Regions from separate parts of the Homo sapiens genome. Here region 1 is linked to region 2. A link is a loop called in an ENCODE intact Hi-C map of the cell type or tissue named here. Cell type or tissue: heart left ventricle. All regions are shown on one strand. Links, peaks and the distances in the headings refer to the core of each region. The heading gives the core; the rest is flanking DNA.

The links. Peaks named below come from ENCODE experiments on the same cell type or tissue, not always from the same donor. Only the 100,000 strongest peaks of a DNase experiment are listed, where the experiment ranks them.
Region 1: it touches region 2 in a loop (5-fold over the local background); 5 of 110 quality-filtered maps call a loop at or near these places.

The regions. Positions count from the first base shown.
Region 1 is chr11:17,989,407-17,994,789 of GRCh38, forward strand. SERGEF (secretion regulating guanine nucleotide exchange factor) reads right to left here. Exons shown (of 11, transcript NM_012139.4): 7 at 3,525-3,587. Among named protein-coding and RNA genes, the nearest start is that of SERGEF, 21 kb to the right of the region's middle. In heart left ventricle, for the core only: a CTCF peak has its summit at 2,580 (motif pointing right); no DNase peak of the experiment used is centred there.
Region 2 is chr11:18,761,366-18,766,748 of GRCh38, forward strand. It overlaps PTPN5 (protein tyrosine phosphatase non-receptor type 5), which reads right to left. Exons shown (of 15, transcript NM_006906.2): 3 at 4,442-4,518. Among named protein-coding and RNA genes, the nearest start is that of PTPN5, 28 kb to the right of the region's middle. RefSeq lists enhancers at 144-644, 645-1,145. In heart left ventricle, for the core only: a CTCF peak has its summit at 3,095 (motif pointing left); no DNase peak of the experiment used is centred there.

The DNA of each region.
Region 1 (5,383 bases), core at 60-5,059, 770 kb before region 2:
TCACTTCCTCTCTAAGACTTAGTTTCACCAGCTGAAAATTGGAAGGGAAGGCTGTTGGTCTAGAAGGGCAGACAATATGACTGATGACACTGGTAACAAGAATGACTGGCAGGTGACTGTGGCAAGCCAGAGAGTACGTGCCTATCTAAAAGGCATTCACATTCAAAAATATTTTGTAAATGAAAGCCATACAAAATGAGGCCATGGGCAATAATTTAGCCTATGGCTTGTCAATTTGTGACTCCTCAGCTTTTCCAACCCTTATAATCTAAGGATCTACAGCTGTACTACCCAATACAGTAGTTCACCACCTACATGTGGCTATTAAACACTTGAAATGTGGCTAGCCCAAACTGAGATACATTGTAAGTGAAATGCTACTCTCTCACACAATGGACTGCAAAGACTTAGTGCAAAAAAGAGTGTGGCTCCTTATAATTTGATATGGGTTACATGTTGAAATAATATTTTGGATATACTGGGTTAAGTAGATATATTATTAAAATTAATCCCACCTGTTTCTTTTTACTTTTTGAACTATGGCTCATATTATATTTCTATTAGCACTGTTCTAGAAGATAAATTAATCAAGGCTGGAAGATATTAAATTACTTTTCAGGATCACATGGCTAATAAGGAGTCAAATAGGGACTAGAAGCCAGGTCTTCTGCTTTCACTGCATTTTGTAGCTTCCCAATAAAACTTGATAGTATTGCTTGCCCTAGGGCAGTCTAGTATATTCCAAAAAACTGACAGAAAGTCAAACAGTATCATTAAGGGGCTTCAGACTAAGGTTCAGAAGTCTCCAGTTCAAGTTCCATCTGTTACCCGATCACTGTTTGACACTGGGCACATCACTTCACATTCTAGGTCTGTTTCCTCAACTCCAAAATGAGGGAGTATAAATCAGTGAAACCTTTTTGTCACTGGGGTGACCCTGCAACATTGACATTCTGCAGTTCTATGAAGTGAATTTGGTGTATTCCATTCCCAGAGAGAGGTCAACCTCCTGGACTTCATCAGGGTGTGCAAAGTATGAAGATCTCTTACAAGATAGCAAAGAAGCCCCCTCAGCAAAGTATCAATCCATTAAGTGGACTGCTGAGCTACAAAGATGCCACTGACGATGAAGCCTGTGTAAACAACTTCACTTATCTTAGTAGCTCTAAACCATCTTTTTGAAAGTCAAACTGTCTTCCAGATGAGGATCATTATGCTGTTGCCTCAGCAGGTAAAATTAAATTCTGCTGCAATGCCAAATAGTTATATAATCTACAACCACTCCAGAGAAAGTGTCTAAAGAGCATTGAACAAAATCCAATGTGTAACAGCTTGAACTAGATGAAGAAAGAGAGGGCTATTAATCTTTTTTTTTTTTGAGACGGAGTCTTGCTCTGTCACCCAGGCTGGAGTACAGTGGTGTGATCTCGGCTCACTGCAACCTCCGTCACCCGGGTTCATGCAATTCTCCTGCCTCAGCCTCCCAAGTAGCTGGGATTACAGGCACGTGCCACCACACCCAGCTAATTTTGAATTTTTTGGTAGAAATGGGGTTTCTACAAAAAAACTCCATTTTTTAGTAGACCAGTGGCCAGGCTGGTCTTGAACTCCTGACCTCAAGTATTCCATCTGCCTCAGCCTCCAAAGTGCTGGGATTACAGGTGTGAGCCACAGTGTCCAGCAGGGCTATTAATCTCCATAATCTTTAGCTCATTTTCAAAATATCAAAAACCATTTCACTTTGTGAATATATTAAAAATTACTAAATTGTATACTTTAAATGAAACTTAAGTTCTTTGTATACTTTAAAAGAAATTTAATTTCTTATATTTAAAATACATCTTAATTAAAATATTCAACATTTATATATAAATAACACCATAATAAAAGTGCCCTACATATGAAATAACAAATTTACTACCAACAAGAATTTTTAAGAAGTTGAAGTTGGCAAACAATTAGACAAGCTCTAGGTTTACATACCATCAGTCATTTCAAATTAATTAGAACAAAACAGAAACACCTCGTAGTCTACTTTTATTCTCAGAAAAGAATGCCTTCTCCATCCCTCATTGACTGTGGGGCACGAACACATCACTTCTCACCCTAAGGTCTCTAGTCCTTCTTCTGTAAAAGGAAGGGAGGAACTGGATACCCACTGGAGTCCCTTATAGTTGGCATTCATTTCAACTCAACACTTTTAACAAATATTAATATATAAATCTACCTAATGTGAGACACAAGTTAAAAGTAGGTGCTTTTTTATTAGATGTTTGTTTTAAATTCATTAAATGACAAATTATCTGCAGCTCAGAATTTGCAAAGCATTTAAACTTTCATATTATGGCTCCCGTGCTCTTGAAATAACAACTTCTCAGCTGGGCTGCATTGCAAATTTGATGTCGAAGAATGCATACCACCATTAATTTACATATATTATGGGCACACCTGAATTTCCACATAAAACACTAAGTACGGAAGTCCCTCCTCTTTGCTTAAAAAATAGAATACATTCAACTCTGTGAGAGGTCTTACCAAACAAAATATTATAAATCTCTCAGATGTATAGTCTCCAGTCTACCAGCAGGGGTCAGGGCAATGTGGGCCAAAGAGAAGGGATTACTGTCACTTTCAAGAAAATGCTGCATTGCCTTGGAAGGAAAAGTCACTAGACAGTTTATACTGTATTGGCTCGGTGTTTCAAATGGAAGGATGAATGCGCAGCCAAAGAGAGAGATATAGTGTAGGATAAAAAAACAGTTAAGACAGAAAAACAGATAGATCAAAGAGATGAAGTAGATAAATTAGAGAAACATATAACAATATAAAATATTTACAAAACTACATATCTAGAGTTAGATATATAGACACACAGATTAGATATTACAAAGATTAAAGATAAATAGATACATAGGTAAACAGAGTAGATAGATACACAAATGGAGACTGATAAATGGATTAGAAAGATATAGATGGATAAAACAGGTTACTTTGAGATTAGACAACTAGAGAGTATACACAGGTAGAGAGCTTAGACAGTTACAATACACACCAAAATAGATTAGATGGATAAGAGAGCAGCTTCTACCCTCATAATCGTAGGTATATCAGAAAACTACAAAGAATTCATAATTATATTACACTGTGTTATCCATATATGTTATATATAAATTTACTGTTGATTACATGATTTGACAACCACCATTACCCTGAGAGGAAGACATTATTATCCTTATTGTATAGTTAAGAAAGCAAACTCAGACGAAATGGAAGTGAGCCTATGTCTGCTATTCATGATTTATATGTATTATATTTAATTCTCGTAACTGCCCACAAAGTCTTTTACAGACAAGAAGATGGTCTCAGAAAGGAAAAGTAATTTGCCTAAGAGCATACCAGTGGTAGCATCAGAATTCTAGCTCCAAAGTCTATGACATTCCCTCTGTATTTCAATATCACCACTTCAGGCAGTCACATACAGAATCCTGAATGGCATGTTAAACCGTGAAAGAGCTGGTACCTACCTGTTAATGAAGCTGAGTGGTCTGAGCCAGCAAGAACACACATTGCTTTAGAATTCTCTAGACCTACAAAAGAAAAAATGTTCTTCTGAATTACATTTATAACAGAACAAACTGGGCAGAGAGGGGGCACTCAGCCAGTACCACCTGGGCGTGGGAGAGACTCAGCCAGTGCAGGCAGGCCTGAGTCAGCAGCACTGGCCAAGAAGATGGCTGGCATTGTAGGGAGCCTGGTAACATGCCAGGAGATTGAACAATCAAGTAAATACATTCAGGATAAAGGAGCCAGATTCATCACTATCAAAGAGGGGAGGAAAGGTATAGATATGAAAAGGGGAAAGGCTATAATCAACCGTGTAATATTGGATAGTAATTGGAAAAATCAGTGTAAATTCATGATTTCTAGTAGAGACAGATAAATAGACATAGGTGTGTGTATGTAAAAATGTGTGTGCATGTGTGTGTGTCTGTGTGTCTATTTCCTAACTCCAGCAGTTGAGTGGGTCTAGAGCAATGACATCTCATACACTCAGCTGTTATCAAACGCAGGCACTTAAATAACCCCAAGCCTCCTAAGAATACACAATCAGAACCAGATTCTGAACTGGGCTTCTTTCTCCAAATTCAGCACTTTTCCTTCCTTAATTACACTGCTAAAAGTGGAGCTAGCCTGTGATGACATGCAGTCTAGCATGCAGATAGACGCAGACTTATTCTGTAACTTTTTTTTCTGACACTTCTTTTTAATTAATAACTGTTGTAATAAAATGGCCCTCACACCTTCAAGTGTCCTCTGGAATGATAACAGGACAAAGCAGATGTTTTCACCCATGTTCACCAGAGAGGAAGTACTGGGCCCCTAATGGCCAGGTGAGGAGGGAACAGCCCGGGTTCCAGCTCCAGAACTTTTGGCAATGAGGTGAGAACGGGAGGACGAAAAGTGAAAGACTTTGAGGACTGGAAGCTGATGATCCATTCTAATGTCTCATCAGGGAACTCCCCCAAAACCAACTCTGAATGTAAGCTGTGCCCCACCCAAACAGATGCCAAACAGGTTGTTTAAATGAAATAAAATAAAAAACATTTTTTCCCTCTAATAACAGGTCCTGTGCTAAAATATAGAGCAAAATGACACACCGCTTCCACCCTTTAAAAGTTCATAATCTTCAGCATATGAGAAAACATACAGACAATTCATAATAACAGTATACTGTGCTATCCATGCATGTGAAGTTAATGCAGTGAACACTAGAAAAGAAAAGGTCTTTACTGAGAAAGGTGTATCTGAGCTAGGTCTAGCACTTTGGGAGGCCGAGACGGGTGGATGACGAGGTCAGGAGATCGAGACCATCCTGGTTAACACGGTGAAAACCCTGTCTCTACTAAAAATACAAAAAAATTAGCCAGGCGTGGTGGCAGGCGCCAGTAGTCCCAGCTACTCGGGAGGCTGAGGCAGGAGGATGGCGTGAACCCGGGAGGCGGACCTAGCAGTGAGCTGAGATCGCGCCACTGCACTCCAGCCTGGGCGACAGAGTGAGACTCTGTCTCAAAAAAAAAAAAAAAAAAAAAAAATTCTTAGAATTTTTCCCAGAGGGAACACAAAGGAAAAGGCATTTCGGGCAGAGGTAACAGTTTTCCCATAAGCACAGAGAAATGAGAAGGCAGGATATGCCTGGGGAGAAGTGAATACCTTGATGAAGAAGACAAAAATGTTTGAGAAGTCCAAGTTTACATTATACATGTTTCTAATGTCATGTGAAGTGGACTACCTGTCCCACATCCAATGCTCCTTCTCCTTTCTAAGAGGACCTTCCCCAGCTCAACCCATGGGTTTCAGGGAAGCTAAGCCCACCCCTAGCTGA
Region 2 (5,383 bases), core at 177-5,176:
GGAGTCCCCAACATTAGCAGTGCCACCTGGTGTCTTGCAAATGTGAACACCTACACATAGAAGAAGAGAGATTGTGAGTTTGAATGTACCAAAGTGTTTGGGTGACTGTGAGCAAATGAAGTGAGCAAGAAAGGAAGAGTGAAAGAGAAGAGGAGGGTGACCACATGAAAAAGGGTGTGTGCATGAGGGAGAAGAAAAATACATGTGTGCACATGTGCACAGGGGTGGGGAAGGCAGTGGGGTAGACACTCACTGCCCCCACAGTACCGGGGAGCTGGGCATGACTGAGAGCCTGAGAAGAGGACAGAGAATGGAGAGGGAGAAAAGGAGTCTGCCTAGTCATTTTCAAGAGTGTGCGTGAAGAAGGGGTACAGTAGTGGGAGAAAGAGAAAGACACCTAAGGAGGGAATGAGAGAGCAAGCACATCACCAGGAAGCATGCAGAGTGGAAGCCGCGGGATGGAGGGATGGAGCTGAGAGAGGTGAGTGTGCAAGAGGAAGGCATGCAGGTGTGTGAGCCTGGAGGTGTGCGTCCGCCCCTGCAGGGCTGTGTGAGACAGAGGCAGGCCACGTGCCCGGGTGACTGTGCGTGGGAACATGCATGTGCATCGGGGAGCATGTGGCTATGACAAGTGAGCACAAACACGAGTGTGCGAGAGCACATGTGGGGGGTGTCCCAGGGGCTGTGAGGCAGCATGCCTGGCTCTGGGGCATTGGGGGGAGCTCCCAGGGAGTGTTGGTGATGCTGAGGACGTTTCCACCAAGAAAGCTCTGATGGGACTGTATGACCTGTCCTGTGTTGGCTCAGATCTGGGTGATCGTGGTGGCTCGGAGTGTTGGCCATGTTGCCCCCATCTGAAGGTGGGTGTGGGAACGAATGAGCCACCAGGCATGGCTGGCCCTCACTCTGCCTCGCCTCTGGGTAAGACAGAGAGTGGAAAGAGTACTTGAGGGCTGGATTTTTATACCATCATTATGCAATTGCCTGCAGTGCTCATGGGCTCCTTCTAAAGGCCTAACACTCCAACTCTCTTGGCCTACAAACTCCCATTTCCTTTTATGTCCAAGTTGCAGTACAGGTCAGTGTCCTTGACAAACATTTGTGGAAGTCTACTCTACACCAGGCTCTGGTGTAGAGTAGATTTCCACAAATTCAATGTGAATTTACCCTATTCACAATGTCAAACCATTCCCCAGTTCTTTCCCATCCCCCTCTTCATGGCTTTAATTGTCTTCATAGCACTTACTACTATTAACCATACTATGTGGCATGACTTACTTATTTTATTTGTTGTCTATTTTTCCTTAATAGCAAATGTCTGTACAGCATTTGCTATATGCCAGGCACTGTTCTAAGCTTTCTGTTAATTCACTGAATCCTCTAACAACTCTGCACAGCAGTGAATATTGTTCTTGCTATATTGTGAATGGGGGGTCCAGAAAGATTCAGTAGCTTGTCCATGATCATCTACTGGTAAGTGGTGGGGCCAAGCTGAGGTCCAGAGTCCCTGTTCTTGACTAGCACATAATACTGTCCTGGGAGGGTGGGAACTGTTTTCAGTTTGGATTTCTGTTCAATCTCTAGTGCTTACAACAGTGCCCAGCACATGTAGGTGCTCAATCAGTAGTGACAGAATGAAGAAATGAGTGAATACATGCTGGACATGGAGGATGCAGAAATGAAACAGAGAGGTCCTTGCCTTCAGAGAGCTCATGACCCCATGGAGGAGGCAAATAATTACTGCAATCCCCTATCAGGACAGCATCGTGGGAGTCTAGAGGGTCACACAACTTGCTCGGCCTCTGCAAGCAGGACTTCCCAGAGGAAGGACACAGATAGGGACAGGCACAGGGACGTTGTCTACCTCCTCCAAACTCCTGTCTGGAACAAACGCACCTAAACTCTTTCTGCCTCAGTCCACAGGGTGCCAGAAGATGACAGTGGCTCCATGGGGACAACAGAGGCAGAACAAGGTAGCGGTGACGACACGGGCTACTGAGAGAGACTGCCTGGAGTGAATCCTCCCTCTACCAGCTAAGTGACCTTGGACAGACTGCCTAAGCTCCCTGGGCCTTGGTCCTCTCATCTGTAAGAAGGGGTAGCAAATGACACTGATTTCCTAGGATATTCCATGACCAAAACTCTTCTATTCTACACTGGTTGCTTGCTTTTGGGGAGAAATGGGAGAGAACATTGGGATTTAACCTATTATGCTTATTACTGCAGCCTCTCTGCTGCGGCTTCATCCCATTTTGCAGAAGCAGCTCAGAGCTGAAGTTGTCCATGAACTTTCCTTAGGGAAGGGACTATGTCTGTTTTATTTACCTCTATATATCTAGCACCTAGTACCTGAGACCTAGTAGGTGCTCAATAAGTACTTGAGTGAATGACTGAGTGGTTACATTTATTTATTCCCCCAGGACACTTGTGAGGATAAATATTCATATTGCTATTGTTTCTGCTCACAGATGAGGGACTGGAGCTCCAGCAAGGTTAAGTGACTTGTGCATAAACACACAGCCTGAAGCAGAACAGGCGGACTCAAACGCCAAATCCCATGCTCTTTCTTCCTCCACACCGTGCTACTCTCTGGACTCCTATTCATCCTGTCCTATTTTCTGCAGATTTCTTCTAGTCAGTGGTGCCATCCCTGATTGTAGAGTCATCTCCGAATTCTATGACTCATATCTGAATCACAGAACTGTTTAATAGTTGAAGGGGACTTCTGATGTCATCTGGACCTCCCATCCATTGTGGAAATTTCCTCTCCATTGTCTATCTATCTAGTACTTGAATGCCTCCTGTGACGGAACACGCATTTCTTCCTCTGGAATTATTGAGTTCTATGACTGGACCACTTTTAGAGTCAGAGAGTTCTGCGTCTATGGGCCAAAGGCCTGTTTTTAATTTCAATGCCTTGGGCTTACGTCATCCTAAGATACACAGAATAGATCTGCTGCCCCTTCCGCAAGACAGCCATTCAGATATTCAGGAAGTTCTCACATCTTTTCAGAGAATTCTCTTCTAGACAGACGGTCCCATCTTAGACCGTCTCAACAGGCTGTCCCAAGTGTTTTGAGCAATGGCACCCCCTACTGGTTAAGGTATGAACTGCATCAAAGGGCTTCCTCAGGAGCTGGGGCACTGAGTGTGGTGTGAATAAAATACCACTTATTTTGAAGAGTCATCGCTTTAGACTCATACCTGGTTGTTTCCAATGTCTATCTTAAAGAGTATCACGTGAAGACTCCATTCTAAGGTTCCTTGCCAATCATGAGGTCTCTGAAAAGCTACAGGTTTGGAATTTCAACGTTAGAGTTCAAAAGACTTGTCTTTGTTTTGTTTTGTTTTGTTTTGTTTTTTTGGAGACGGAGTCTTACTCTGTCGCCCAGGCTGGAGTGCAGTGGCGCGATCTCGGCTCACTGCAAGCTCTGCCCTCTGGGTTCACGCCATCCTCCTGCCTCAGCCTCCCAAGTAGCTGGGACTACAGGCGCCCGCCACCACGCCTGGCTAATTTTTTGTATTTTTAGTAGAGACGGAGTTTCACCATGTTAGCCAGGATGGTCTCGATCTCCTGACCTCGTGATCTGCCCGCCTTGGCCTCCCAAAGTGCTGGGATTACAGGCATGAGCCACCGCACCTGGCCCAAAAGACTTGTCTTCTAACAAAATGTTCAGAAGGAGAGATATGAAAATATATGCTATGTTACAGGATTATGGCGATTTTTCTTTTTTTATTTGTATTTATTTTCTAATATTTTGACAGTTAACCTTTTGTTATAAGAAGGAAAAGAACAATAAAAACTTATAAAAAAATGTAAAACTCTCCCCCCACCCCTTCTTTTTCTTCCTTCTGAGGCTGTTTATCATGGCGTGGGTCATGGGGCTACAACTGGGACGAGCTGCCACCCTGTGGGCAAGAGTGCCTTGGTAATATCTCCACGGTGGCTGCAATGGCTTGGCTCCCTGCAACTGTGGTCAACTGGACTCAAGCAGCACAGTTTCACCCTCAAGCCGGGCTTCTCAACAGGGAGGTCAGGTAGTTCTCCACATCCCCCACCCCATCCTTGGCTCATGCTGCCTTCAGGTTTTGCTTCCTACCCTTACCTCTTGAAGTCAGCCCAGCCCTGAATGGTCAGTGGTCATTCCCTAGGAGCCCTGTACTCCTCAGCTCTTCGTCCTTCTTTTCACTTCCTAGCACACCTTCAATTGCCTGCTCTTCCCTCCATGTGAGCCTAGAGCAGCTCCAAGTGATAACAGGTCAGAAGGCATCAGGGATTAGAAAAACAAGTCCCCATTTAAACGAAGAGCTATGGAGCAGCTGCATGGATATTCTTGCGCAAGTTCACAGCTAGCTAGGCTTTACTCCAGCCCCAGCTTCAGCCGGGGCATTGTCTCTCCATTCTGAGGTCTGGGAGGAGCTGGGTGCTGAGAAGACTCACCCGGTAGCCTCTCACTGCAGCACATGTCCAGGGCCCCTCCCTCGGAGTCATCAGCAGCGTGGTTCTCTCTCTCACTCCTGCAGCAGGATGGAAAAGGTAAGAATATGCTGTTGAGCCAGGATCAAGACAAAAACCCTGAGCAAAGATAAGAAGGCTCCCTCTCCTGTATTCTGTATCCCTTTGAATAACCCCACCCCATCAAAGGGACCTGAGGAAAATACCAGCCTGTTGAGGGGTCAAGCTGCAGAGGCAGGAGCAGAATTTTGCAGGTGTCTTCCTTGTGGAATCAGTGGCAGCAGTATCATCACAACCATCATCATCATCATCACCATCATCATCACCTCTACAGTAGGAGGATTTACTATACGCAAGCACTTTGCAAACTTTATCACATTAAATCCTCACCATGACCTCATGAATGAGGGATCATTAAACAGGCTCAGAGAGGTTAAGTAACTTGCCCAAGGTCACACAGCTCAATAGAATAGAGATGAGTTTGAAATTATGACCTAGGACTCCAGGCTCATGCTCTCGCTGTTGTGCCATTCTGTCTCCTAGTTCCAGTAGTTTTGAACCATGGGTGGACAAGAAGAGGGCTCTGAGTAACCCACAATCCTGTGTCCAGCTCTCCAAGATATGCAAGTCCCCTCTGCCCCAGGCAGTGAAAAGTGGTATGCAGAACTCTTCTCCAGAATAGCTAGAAAAAGTAGTTACATACATGTTTTGTATAGTCTAAATGTTTCCTTCCTGAAATCAGAGAACCCTCTTTCTAGCCTATTAGGGCACCTTATAGGAGAGTATGGGGGTCTAGTTTTTCTCCTTTACCTGGCAAGCTGGAAAAATGTTGCTGGAGATCAGCTAGACCCCATGAAGCATCTTGAGAGTAGACATATCTTGAGGGCAACCACTTGACTCACAGGGGGTCCCCTACCCTGGGAATGG